Regions from separate parts of the Homo sapiens genome. Here region 2 is linked to region 1. Evidence: read pairs that join two places in POLR2A ChIA-PET (ENCODE). Cell type or tissue: MCF 10A. All regions are shown on one strand. Each heading gives the region's core, and the rest is flanking DNA. Links, peaks and the distances in the headings are about the cores only.

Region 1 (5,652 bases), core at 456-5,455:
CTTATCCTACACTACATACAAAAATTAACTCAAAATGCATCAAAGACCTAAACATATGAGCTAAAACTGTATAACTCTTACAAGAAAGCAGCAAAAATATATTTGTGACATTGGATTTGGCAATGACTTATTGGATATGACACCAAAAGCACAGGCAACAAAATAAAAAATTGATAAACTGGACTTCGAAAAAATTTTTGAAGTTTGGTGCACCAAAAGACACTATCCAAAAAATGAAAAGACAACATTCAAAATGGGAAAAATATTTTCAAATCATATATTTAATAAGGATCTAGTATTCAGAATATCTAAAGAACTTTACAATTCAACAACAAAAAGACAACCCAATTTTAAAATGGCCAAAGAACTTGAACAGATATTTCTCCAACAAAGATATACAAATAGCCAATAAGCACATGAAAAATGCTCAACATCATTACTCATTAGAGAAATTCAGTCAAGCCACAATGAGATGCTACTTTACACCCACCAGAATGGCCATAATGAAAACAAAACCAAAATTAACAAGTGTTGGTGAGCATCTGGAAAAATTGGAACCCTCATCCATTGCTAGTGGGAATGTCAATTGATGCAGCCTCTGTGGAAAACAGTTTGGTGGTTCCTGTAAAAGTTAAACACAGAATTATAATATGACTCAGCAATTTCACTCCTAGATATATACTCAAAAGAACTGAAAACAAATATTCAAACAAACACTTGTACATGAGTGTTTATAGCAGCACTATTTATAATAGCCAAAAGGAGGGAGAAACTCAAGTGTCATTGATGGACAATGGATAAACAAAATATGGTTTACCCACACAATGGAATATTATTCAACCATAAAAAGGAATGAAATTCTGATATATGCCATAATGAAGATAAACTTTGAAAACATTATTCTAAGTGAAAGAAGCCAGACACAAAAGGTGACATATTATATCATTCTATTTATATGATTCTCCTTATACAAAATAAATAGAATAGCTCAGTCCACAGAGACAGAAAACAGATTAGTGGTTGGCAGGGGCTAGAGGGAGGGGGAAATGACTACTAATAGACTGGGGGCTTCTTTGAGGGGATTATAGAAATGTTCTAAAAATCAGATAGTCGTGACAGTTGCACAACCTTGTGAATATATTAAAAACCACTGGGTTGGACACTTTAAAAGGCTTTTTAATATATGTAATTTATATCCCAGTTTTTCAAAAAAAAAAGAGAATCTATCATAGAAATATATATCACAAAAGTGAATACTACCGCTTGTAAATAAATTTTTTAAAGACCATTTATAATAGCAACCAAAAACCATAAAATATTTAGGAATAAATTTGATAAAATATGCGCAAGGCTTCTATACTGGAAACTATAAAACATTACTGAGAGAAATTAAAGAAGATCTAAATAAATGGAAGGATGAGTCAAGTTTATGTTTCAGAAAACTCAATATTAAGATACTCATTCTTTTCCAATTGATCTATAGGTTCAATGCAATTCCAATCAAAATTGTAGTAGGCCTTTTTAATATATATATAAACTTTTTTATAGAAACTAATAGTCTGATTTTACCATATGTTGTGCTGTTTAAGTAGCCAACAGGAAGCCACTTCAGGCTCTGGGAAATCTTTGTTTTATGGAAATGAGCAGCATTAGAACCTTCAGCTAGGAGTGGATGAGTTGGATTTTGCTTAACTCGGGGATCCTTTGATTCACTAGTTACTACTCAAGGGAAAATGAGGAAACAGCCCAGAGAAATGAATACTATCAGATCATTCTCTAAGTGTGGGCCATACTCAGAAATGAGTTTGGAGATGTTGAAGTCACTCAGTAGCTCTATGGCTTCTTTGATTGGCTGATTGTTTTGTGAGACTTCTAAACCTTGTTTCCTCTTGAAATGCCAAATCCATTGCTAACTAAATGAGACAACCCGTAAGGAGGACTTGACAAAGCATACAGGACACTCAGTAAAAGCTGAGCTGCACCCTTCCTGGACCTGGCCTTTTTGGGTCAGGTTTTCTGTGTTGACTCATACACAGATGAAGGTCGTGCTCTGGACAAGGAAGAACATAAAACCAGAAAAAAAGCTGGCAAAGAGTAAAACACAGGGGATGGGGACCAGGACCGAGATAGGAAGAAGCCCAAGAGACAGATGAGCTGCAGACATGACAGGGAAAACAAAACAATGAGATGCTAAGATTGCAGAGTTGGGCAGGTCTGCATGACAGGGTTCATGGAGTATATTTCAGTTTTTCAAAGACCGTTGCCAGGACTTTTTTTCCATTTATTTCTTTATGGCTGGGTGCAGCGGTGACTCATGCCTGTAGTCCCAGCACTTTGGGAGGCGGAGGCAGGCCGATCACTTGAGCCCAGGAGTTCGAGGCATGCCTGGGCAACATGGCAAAACCCTGTCTCTACGAAAAAATATAAACATTATCCAGGTGTGGTGGTGCGTGCCTGTAGTCCAGCTATAGGGAGGCTGAGGTGAGAGGATTGCTTGAGCCTGGAAGAGGGAGGTTGCAGTGAGCCAAGATGGCACCACTGCACTCCAGCCTGGGTGATGGAGTGAGACCCTGTCTCAAAAAAAAAAAAAAAAAAAAAGAGAAAGTATTTTATAATTTGAATGGTATTACAATGTGTTATGTACCACAAATATGCAAATCAAGACACTAATGTTATATTTTGAGATATCTGTACTCAGAACAAGAGAAGCTTCTTCCCAAATTTCCCTTTGAGAGCATCTCTCCCCTTCTCAAATCGTCCCTCTCCCCATAAAACAATGGCAGCTCAAGAAACATTTGATGGATGAAAATCAGACACATATTGATAACCTCACCAACTACTGCAGGAAAGAATGGGCTAGGCTTTGCATATGCACGATGAGGTATGGAATCTACTTGTTTGGTTTTATTGCACCTAGCTATCACCGGAAAGCACTGCTTCTTTATCACAATTCCTACAGGGTAGAATGTGGTGGAGTAACTGGGCATTCTGAGTCATTTCCAAAAACTCTTTAAAGGGGTGTTCTGCAAATAATACTATTTCTTAAGGTAGGAGCAACTTTCACAATCTGTTCAAGTCCTAACAAGTAATATATTACATTTTGAATCAGAATAAGTCAAACCAGAATTTTTAAAGTACATATTAATAATAGTTCTTGTGGATTGTGTAATAGTTAAAATAGCAGTTAAAAAAAAAAGAAAGAAAGAAAGTGGATTTCCCACTTAGTAACTAGTTGATACTTTATCGTAACTAAAGTTTGAAAGGCAGCATTTGGGATTCATGAGTAAGATTTTCTTCCATGACACCTGACCAAGCAATTGCTGCTCCATTCTTTCCTGCAGTAACCTTTATTATGATTTTAAAATAAACTTTGAAATTTAAAACAGTTTCAGATTTACAGAAAAGTTACAAAGATACTACACAGTTCTACAGCTCCAACGCCAAGTTTCCCCTATTATTCACATCATAACACTAGTGTGACACATTTGTTAGAATTAACGAACCAATAGTGATATGTTGTTATTAACTGAAGTCTATAGTTTATTCAGATTTCCTTATGTTTTGCTTCGTGTCCTTTTTCTGTTCCATGGTCCCTTCTAGGACACCAGATTTCACTTAGTTGTCATGTCTGCTTAAGCTTCTCTTGGTCGTGACGGCTTTTCAGACTTTATTTTTGATGGCCTTGTCAGTTTTGAAGACTACTGGTCAGGTACTTTTTAGAATGTCCTTCAGTTGGGATTTGTCTGATGTTTTTCTCATAATTAGGCTATTGGGTGTTGGGAAGGAGACCACAGAGGTGAAATGCCATTCTCATCACATCCTATCAAGGGTACACGGTGTCAACATGACATCACTGTGGGCATTAATAGGATGATTTTTTTTTTTTTTTTACCTTACCAGGGAAGCATGGAGCTCCCTGAAGGATGAGCCAGACCTCAGTTTCCAGGCATATGTGGGAGAGGCTGTGGGGAAAGGGGCTTGAGCTTCAGATTCAGTCATGGAAAAGGGAGAGAAACCCGACCAGGCAGAGATCATATGCCTGCTGGGAAGCCACAGTGATTTACACTGCTGAGTGGAGAATTGCTGAGTAAATATTGCTTCCAAGGAGGGAGGATGTGCCCTGCTGCCTGCTCCCACCCAGTGCCTGGTAAGTGGATGCCCAAAAAAGCTTTTATCTATGCTGCAAGGAAGCCCAGGAATCCTGTGGGTGGTGGCAGTGGTGGTGGTTCAGGTGGGAGTAATTTATGAATATAAGTATTTGCTTAGGAGGCAGAGGTTATGTTTAAAATGTGAGCCTGTTTAAGGGAGCAACCTAAGTAAATGAAGGCAAAAGCATTACATAGATATGGCCCAAACCAGGCTGGTAGGAGAAATGTGCCCGAGGCTTGACTCCATGGGTTAGGAGCCAAAGGGGATGGATGTACCCCAGGCTAGCCTGGAAAGGGATTAATTCATGGGCTGCAGGGCCCCAGAAGGCAGGAGCCAGGTGGGGTAGTAATAAAACTGTCTGTGCAGCCCAGTGGATGTTGGCCATGCCTCCTCCCCAAACCCACTGTGGATTGGTGACAGAGGGATGGCATTTCCAGTCTTCTTCTTGCTCACCCTCAAGGACTCTGTGCAGTATGCAGGCCAGGATTCTCTCAGGCTGTGGGTTTCCACATGTGCTTCTGCATGGAAAGTCCCCTGGCTGCTGCAGGATGTCCTTTGCAGAGCCCCATCCTGTCCTCCTTATCGCAGCTGCAGGCAGCCTGAGCCACATTCCTCCTGCCTGAGTCACTGTTCCAGGCCACAGGCCACCTTGCCTCCAGCTTGGCCTATGGACCAGGCCACTGTCCATTCCATCATTTGCCAGACACTGTGGAGTGTCCCTGCCCTTAAGGTCTTACCCTGGTGACCATGCAAGGCAACAACTGTGGAGCTGGGGGACTGCCAGGGTTCCATGGAGGAAGGCAGAGGGCAGAGGAGGGGACGGGGGAGCCTCCTGGAGGAGGCGACTGCTGAGTTAAGTGCTGGGGAAAAGGGAGTGTTCCAGGTAAAAGGGGATAGGGGATGAGATTGCCACATTGTGGGAAATGAAATGTTGTGTTGAATGAAACTCATTTAAGGAGACGCTAAGCCAGAAATGTTAATGGGATTAAAAAGGACTCTTCTATACCTAGGATGGAGTTCTGAGGATGGTGATGCTAGGATACAAAGTCTTGATCCCTTTGTTAGGCTCTTCTCTTCAAAAAGTGGTGGGGGGCCGGATGTAGTGGCTCACACCTGTAATCCCAACACTTTGGGAGGCCAAGGCAGGAGGATCACCTGAGGTCCGGAGTTTGAGACTAGCCTGGCCAACATGGGGAAACCTTGTCTCTAATAAAAAATACAAAAATTAGCCAGACATGGTGGCACACACCTGTAATCTCAGCCACTTGGGAGGCTGAAACAGGAGAATCACTTGAACCAAAGAGGCGGAGGTTGTAGTGAGCTGAGATCGCACCACCGTACTCCAGCCTAGGCAACAGAATGCGACTTGATCTCAAAAAAAAAGAAAAAGAAAAAAAGAAAAGGCAGTGGGGTTAGGTGGTTGGGGATCCCAGGGAAGGAAAGCGAGGGCACATCCTCCTAGACACCTCTCCTCTTCCCAGTAGCTTCAAGACAAGCTTGGAC
Region 2 (5,652 bases), core at 368-5,367, 69 kb after region 1:
GCCCAGTACTTCCCCCCCTTCTCCTCCCTGCCATCCCCTTCACACACAAGCTCTTTTTTCCCTCTGGTGTAGTTCGACCCTATAGTAATTTCTTTCTAATTCAGATCAGTGTGCCTGTGTTACCATGGCAACCTGCTGCTACCAAGGCTTCAACGAAGTCACTTCTCCCCTATATTTTTAATAGAAAATCTGCACTCTACATCTTGTCCTATCCGACCTGCTACTGCCAGTTTGAACAAAACTCCAGCCCCAGTTTCCCAAATGTCTTTAAGTATTTTTATACATCATCAATTGAGTTAATTCCAAATACATCCATGCAATTTTCTCCATGGGGGTGTACCTGGCTTTCTCAGTGAGGGGTGGACAAGTTGAATTTGTACTTATGCAGTGGGATTGACAGGAGCTGAACAGTGAATACTGAAGAGGGAAGCGGCTCGGGCGGAACTGCTGCTGCCTCACAGGGAAGGCAGGAGCAAACCAGAAACCCAACCCAAGGAAATTCTCCAGGCCACATGGGTCAGGCATGAGCTTGTGAAATCTCCAGCCATGGAAATACCCAGAACTCAGCATACTCTCCAGGCCCTTCTGAGCAGAAGGTCGCAAGTCTGGTGCAGAGGAAATGAAGCAGCACACACTTTGGAGTCAAGCAGATTTGAGTATTATTTTCAAGTCTGTCGTTGAACTAGCTGTGCTATGTGAGCTTGGGCTAGTTCCTTAACCTCTCTGACCCTCGGCAGTTTATCTTTCAGAGTTACTGGGAGAAACACATAGGCTAATGCATGTAAAATGGTCTAAAATAGTTCTCAGTCAGCACATACTTGGTAAAGAGTAACTGCCATTATTACAGTTATTATAAGGAAAACCCTCTGAGGAAGCATCGAGATACAAAGCCAGAGCTTGGGCTCAAGAGGCATATACCAAGATTACCAAATAATCAGGCTAACTGCAGCGCTGATAACCCAACCCGAAAACACAGTCCAGACACACCAAGATTCAGGATGTAAGCAGTAATTGGGAGCAACAGCACCAGGTCTCGTTACAATTACATGCTGTCATAAGAGCAATAAGCTAGAGTTGACCCGCAAATAAACCACATGTTAACTGCTTCCAGGTCCTCTCCTCTTCTCCTTGGCCTGTTTGCAGCTGATATATGAGTTAGGCAGGCCAAGAACTGGAATGGAGCAGTGTAAGGGAGAGAGCTTGCATTTATTCCATATGGGAGAGCCAGGTGTGACCCAAAGTCAGGTCCCTGCTTGGGCCCAGAAAGGAAGGCTGGGTACACACAGAAGGAGCCATTTGACCTGAGCTGGTTCCAAAGGACTCATGAATGTAGGACTGCTTCCAAGGCTTTGAAACTCCACCTCAAAAAATATGGCATGCAGATGACTATTAAATAGTCATCTATTTGTATCATCTATACATCTTACACCTGTAATCCCAGTGCTTTGGGGAGCCAAGACAGGAGGATCACTTTAGACCAGGAGTTCGAGACCAGCGTGGGCAACATAGCAAGACCCCATCTCTATAGAAAGTAATAATAAAATAAAAAATTAGCTGAGCATGGTGGTGCACACCTGTAGTACCAGCTACTTGGGAGGCTGAGGTGGGAGGACCTATTGAGCCCAGGAGTTGGAGGCTGCAGTGAGCTATGAGCATGTCCCTGCACTCCAGGCTGGGTGACAGAGCAAAACTCTGTCTCAAAAAATAAAAAGTCTTAACGGAGTGCATAATAGAATGTTAAGACATTTTCAAATGTAAAGAGTAACAGAGACCAGATCAGCAGTGCTGTACATATGAAGAGTGTAAGAAAACAGCCACTAGCTCAGTGACCCCTTCTGAGATGTGTAAGAGGAGCTTGGAGAAGAGCAAGTCAAACTAGTGGTGGTTCCTTCTTTGGAGAGTTGTTTCCTAGGCAGCAATGACAGGAAGCAGGACAGGAAACTTGGCATGTATCTGTTGGAAGGTCGTGGGCTGAAGGTGAGACATTGTGGCTAACGCTGCCTCCCATGATGGAGGAAGAAGAGGCATGTCTCGGATCCTCCTCCAAGTCACGTGCAGCCTGGAGCTGGGCTGGTGTCAACTAAGTGCTGGCTCTGCGGAGACTCTCATTCAGTAGCTGCCTGGAGGGAGCAAGTGAAGCTCTTTCCTATTTGTTTTGAGCTTTAGAAAAGATAAAGCAAACAGGCTGGGTGCAGTGGCTCATGCCAGTAATCCTAGCACTTTGGGAGGCTGAGGCGGGCATATCACTTGAGGCCAGGAGTTCAGGACCAGCCTGGCTAGCATGGCAAAACCCCGTCTCTACTAAAAATACAAAAAATAAAAAAATAAAAAATTAGCCAGGCATGGTGGTATGCGCCTGTAATCACAGCTCTCCAGGAGCACAAGAACTGCTTGAACCTGGGAGGAGGAGCTTGCAGTGAGTTGAGATAACACCACTGCACTCCAGCCTGGGCAACAGAACGAGACTCTGTCTCAAAACAAAAACAAAAACAAAAAACAGCAACAACAAAAATGAAAAGATAAAGCAAACAAGAAGTAAAGAGTTGTGTATAAAGCACTTGCAATCCTCTAAGAGCTAAAAATAGCATAAGGCTACTTAACACCCAAATAACTGCCTGGCTGCTGGGGACCCTGCAAGCTCTGCACTGAGTAGGAGGAAAAGAAAGGAGGCAGAATCATCTCCTAACAGACAAGTGCTGTTAGCAGACGAGGTCTAAAGCTGTGCAAGCTTCAGGAAGAACAAAAACCAAACACTTGGCTTCAAGCCCCACGAACCTGGGAGGCGGAGGTTGCAGTGAGCAGAGATTGCGCCACTGCACTCCAGCCTGGGAGACAGAGTGAGACTCTGCCTCAAAAAAAAAAAAAAAGAAGAAGGTGAAGGGGAGCTACCATGTGCAGAGAGTACATGGTAAGAGATCAGGGAAGTGGGGTGGGAAGATGTCATGTTCTTTTTAACAACCAGCTCATGCAGGAACTAATAAATGCCCAAGGGAAGGCATTAATATATTCATGAGGGAACCACTCCCATGACTCAATCACCTCCCATTAGGCCCACCTCCAGCATTGGGGATCAGATTTCAACATGAGATTTGGAGGTGACAAACACCCAAACCGAAGCAAGCTCCAAGAGAAGCTGTCTCCTTCTGACCTGAGGATGGGAAAGGGAGCCCATAAGACTCAGAGAGAGTGGGAGACATTCCCCTTTATTTTTAGTCATTTATTTTATCTCCCACCCAACCCTCCAGGAAACCCCATGGTGGTGACAGTGATAGTAACAGCAGCAGCAACTGAAGAGGCACCTAAAATTCTGAGGGAGTAGAACCCTTCTCTCTGACCAGAGGGACTATAGTCCGAAGAGCATAGAGAAAATTTGAATTGTTTTTTGTCTGTGTCTATTCTCCCACTGCTTGGCTTTGGAGGAAAGATGCAGTCAGAAGTATGCTACAGAGTTGGGAAGCTAAATTTTCAGTTTCTAGACGGAATACCAGGAGAAGCAATCCCTGGAGGCCAGAACATGTCACAGAGATCATGGTAAAGAGAAAATTCGAGAAAGCAAACCCCTAAAGTTATGTATGAGCATGTTGGCTTATTCCAGGAATATAAATGCATTGGTCTGACTCTAGACAGCATACCAAAAGTTTCAAGAACTGAACTGTGAACTAGGCAACCACCTGGTTCCCAGATCGGTCACTGGGAGGTAGACAGTTGAGGACATGTCTGAATATCACTGTAAAAACTTGGAAAACTGAACTGATATTAAAACCACAGCCCACTAAAGGCAGGTGAGACATGGGTCCTAACCAAGTTCATTGCCTGCTGAAACAAACAAACAAATCAACTTTCTCCATAAGAATCAATTAAGATCAGAGTCTCAATACAATATTCAAAATGTCCCAAATGAAGAACCAGAAGAATCTCAACAATTCATAAGGATAAACATAACCAAAAGACATCAATCACAAGAAGACACATATATTAAAATTACCAAAGATTTTAGAGCAGCTATTACAACAATGCGCCAATAAATAAGAAAGAACAGTCTTGAAATGATTGGAAAGATACAAAGTCTAAGCAGAGAGAGCCATGATATAAAAGAAGAACCAAATGCAAACTTTAGAACTGAAATATACAACAACCAAAACAAAAAATGTATGGGTAGTCCTCAATAGTAGAACAAAAATGGGAGGAAAGAGTCAGTCAACTTGAAGGTAGATCAATAGAAATTATTCAATCTGAACAACAAAGAAAAAAATTATTTTAAAAAATGGCTGGGCACAGTGGCTCACACCTGTAATCCCAGCACTCTGGGAGGCCAAGGCAGGTGGATCACTTGAGGTCAGGAGTTTGAGACCAGCCTGGCCAACATGGTGGAACCCCACCTCTACAAAAAATATAAAAATTAGCTAGGTGTGGTGGCGCACACCTGTAGTCCCAGCTACTCAGTAGGCTGAGGCAGGAGAATAGCTTGAACCTGGGAGGCAGAGGTTGCAGTGAGCTGAGATCCCACCACTGCACTCCAGCCTGGGTGACAGAGTGAGACTCAGACTCACAAAAAAAAAAAAAAAAAAAGAACAGTGTCGTAGGGATCTGAAGGACAACAACAAGAACAACAAACTCTAAATTTGAGTCATCAGAGTCCTAAAAGGAAAGGAAAAAGAGTGTGGTTTATAAAAGTATTGAAAGGAATAATGGCTGAAAGCTTTCAAAACTTAGTGAAATACTTAAACTTACAGATTCAAGAAACTCAGTTGTATTAGTTCATTTTCACACTGCTATAAAGACATACCCGAGACTGGGTAATTTATAAAGAAAAAAGGCTTAATCTGCTCATGGTTCTGCAGGCTATATTGGCTTCTGCTTCTGGGGAGGCCTCTGGAAACTTACAATTGTGGTGGAAGGCAAAGGCGAAGTGGGTACATGGTCACATGGCTGGCAGGGGAGAGCGAGAACAAAGTGGGAGGTGCTACACACTTTAAATCAACCAGATCTTGTGAGAACTCTGTCATGAGACAGCACTAAGCGGACGGTGCTAAGACATTAGAAAACACCCTCATGATCCAATCACCTCCCACCAAGCTCCTCCTCCAACACTGGGAATTGCAATTTGACATGAGATTGGGGTGGGGACACAGAGCCAAACCATAGCACTGAGCATACCATAAGGAAGATGAACCCAAAGCAATTCATACCCAGACACAAACAGATGAAAACTAAGAACAAAGGGGAAAAAACAGCCAGAGGAAAATAACACATTACATGTAGGAAAAAAATGGCTACAATGACTGGATTTCTCCTCAGAAATCCAGGTCAGAAGGCAGTGGAACATTTTAAACTACTGAAAGAAAATCATTGTCAGTTCAGAATTCTGTAACCAGCAAAAATATATTTCAAGAATACAGGTGAAATAAAGACATTCTCAGATGAAAAAAAAAACAAAGAAAATTCATTGTCATTAGACCTGCCATAAAAGAAATTCTTCAAACAGAAGGCAAATGACACCAGAGGAAAACTTGGAACTTCAAGAATGAAGAGTAGCAGATGTGATAAATACCTAATTCAGTATAATAAATTAGGCTTTTTCCTTGTGAATTCTTTAAAATATGTGTGATAATTAAAAAAAAATTAAAACATTGTTTAATGGGGTTTTCTTTA

Evidence for each region. Peaks named below come from ENCODE experiments on the same cell type or tissue, not always from the same donor. Only the 100,000 strongest peaks of a DNase experiment are listed, where the experiment ranks them.
Region 2: POLR2A ChIA-PET joins it to region 1 with 5 read pairs; 2 of 35 experiments call an interaction of 5 or more read pairs at or near these places.

What each region holds. Positions count from the first base shown.
Region 1 is chr18:35,454,347-35,459,998 of GRCh38, forward strand. All of the region lies in intron 1 of ZNF24TR (ZNF24 transcription regulator), which reads right to left. Among named protein-coding and RNA genes, the nearest start is that of ZNF24TR, 10 kb to the right of the region's middle. RefSeq lists an enhancer at 3,657-4,484. In MCF 10A, for the core only: no CTCF peak of the experiment used is centred there; DNase peaks (open chromatin) are centred at 2,285, 3,005 and 4,745.
Region 2 is chr18:35,523,926-35,529,577 of GRCh38, forward strand. No RefSeq gene overlaps it. Among named protein-coding and RNA genes, the nearest start is that of INO80C, 29 kb to the left of the region's middle. In MCF 10A, for the core only: no CTCF peak of the experiment used is centred there; DNase peaks (open chromatin) are centred at 2,766 and 3,056.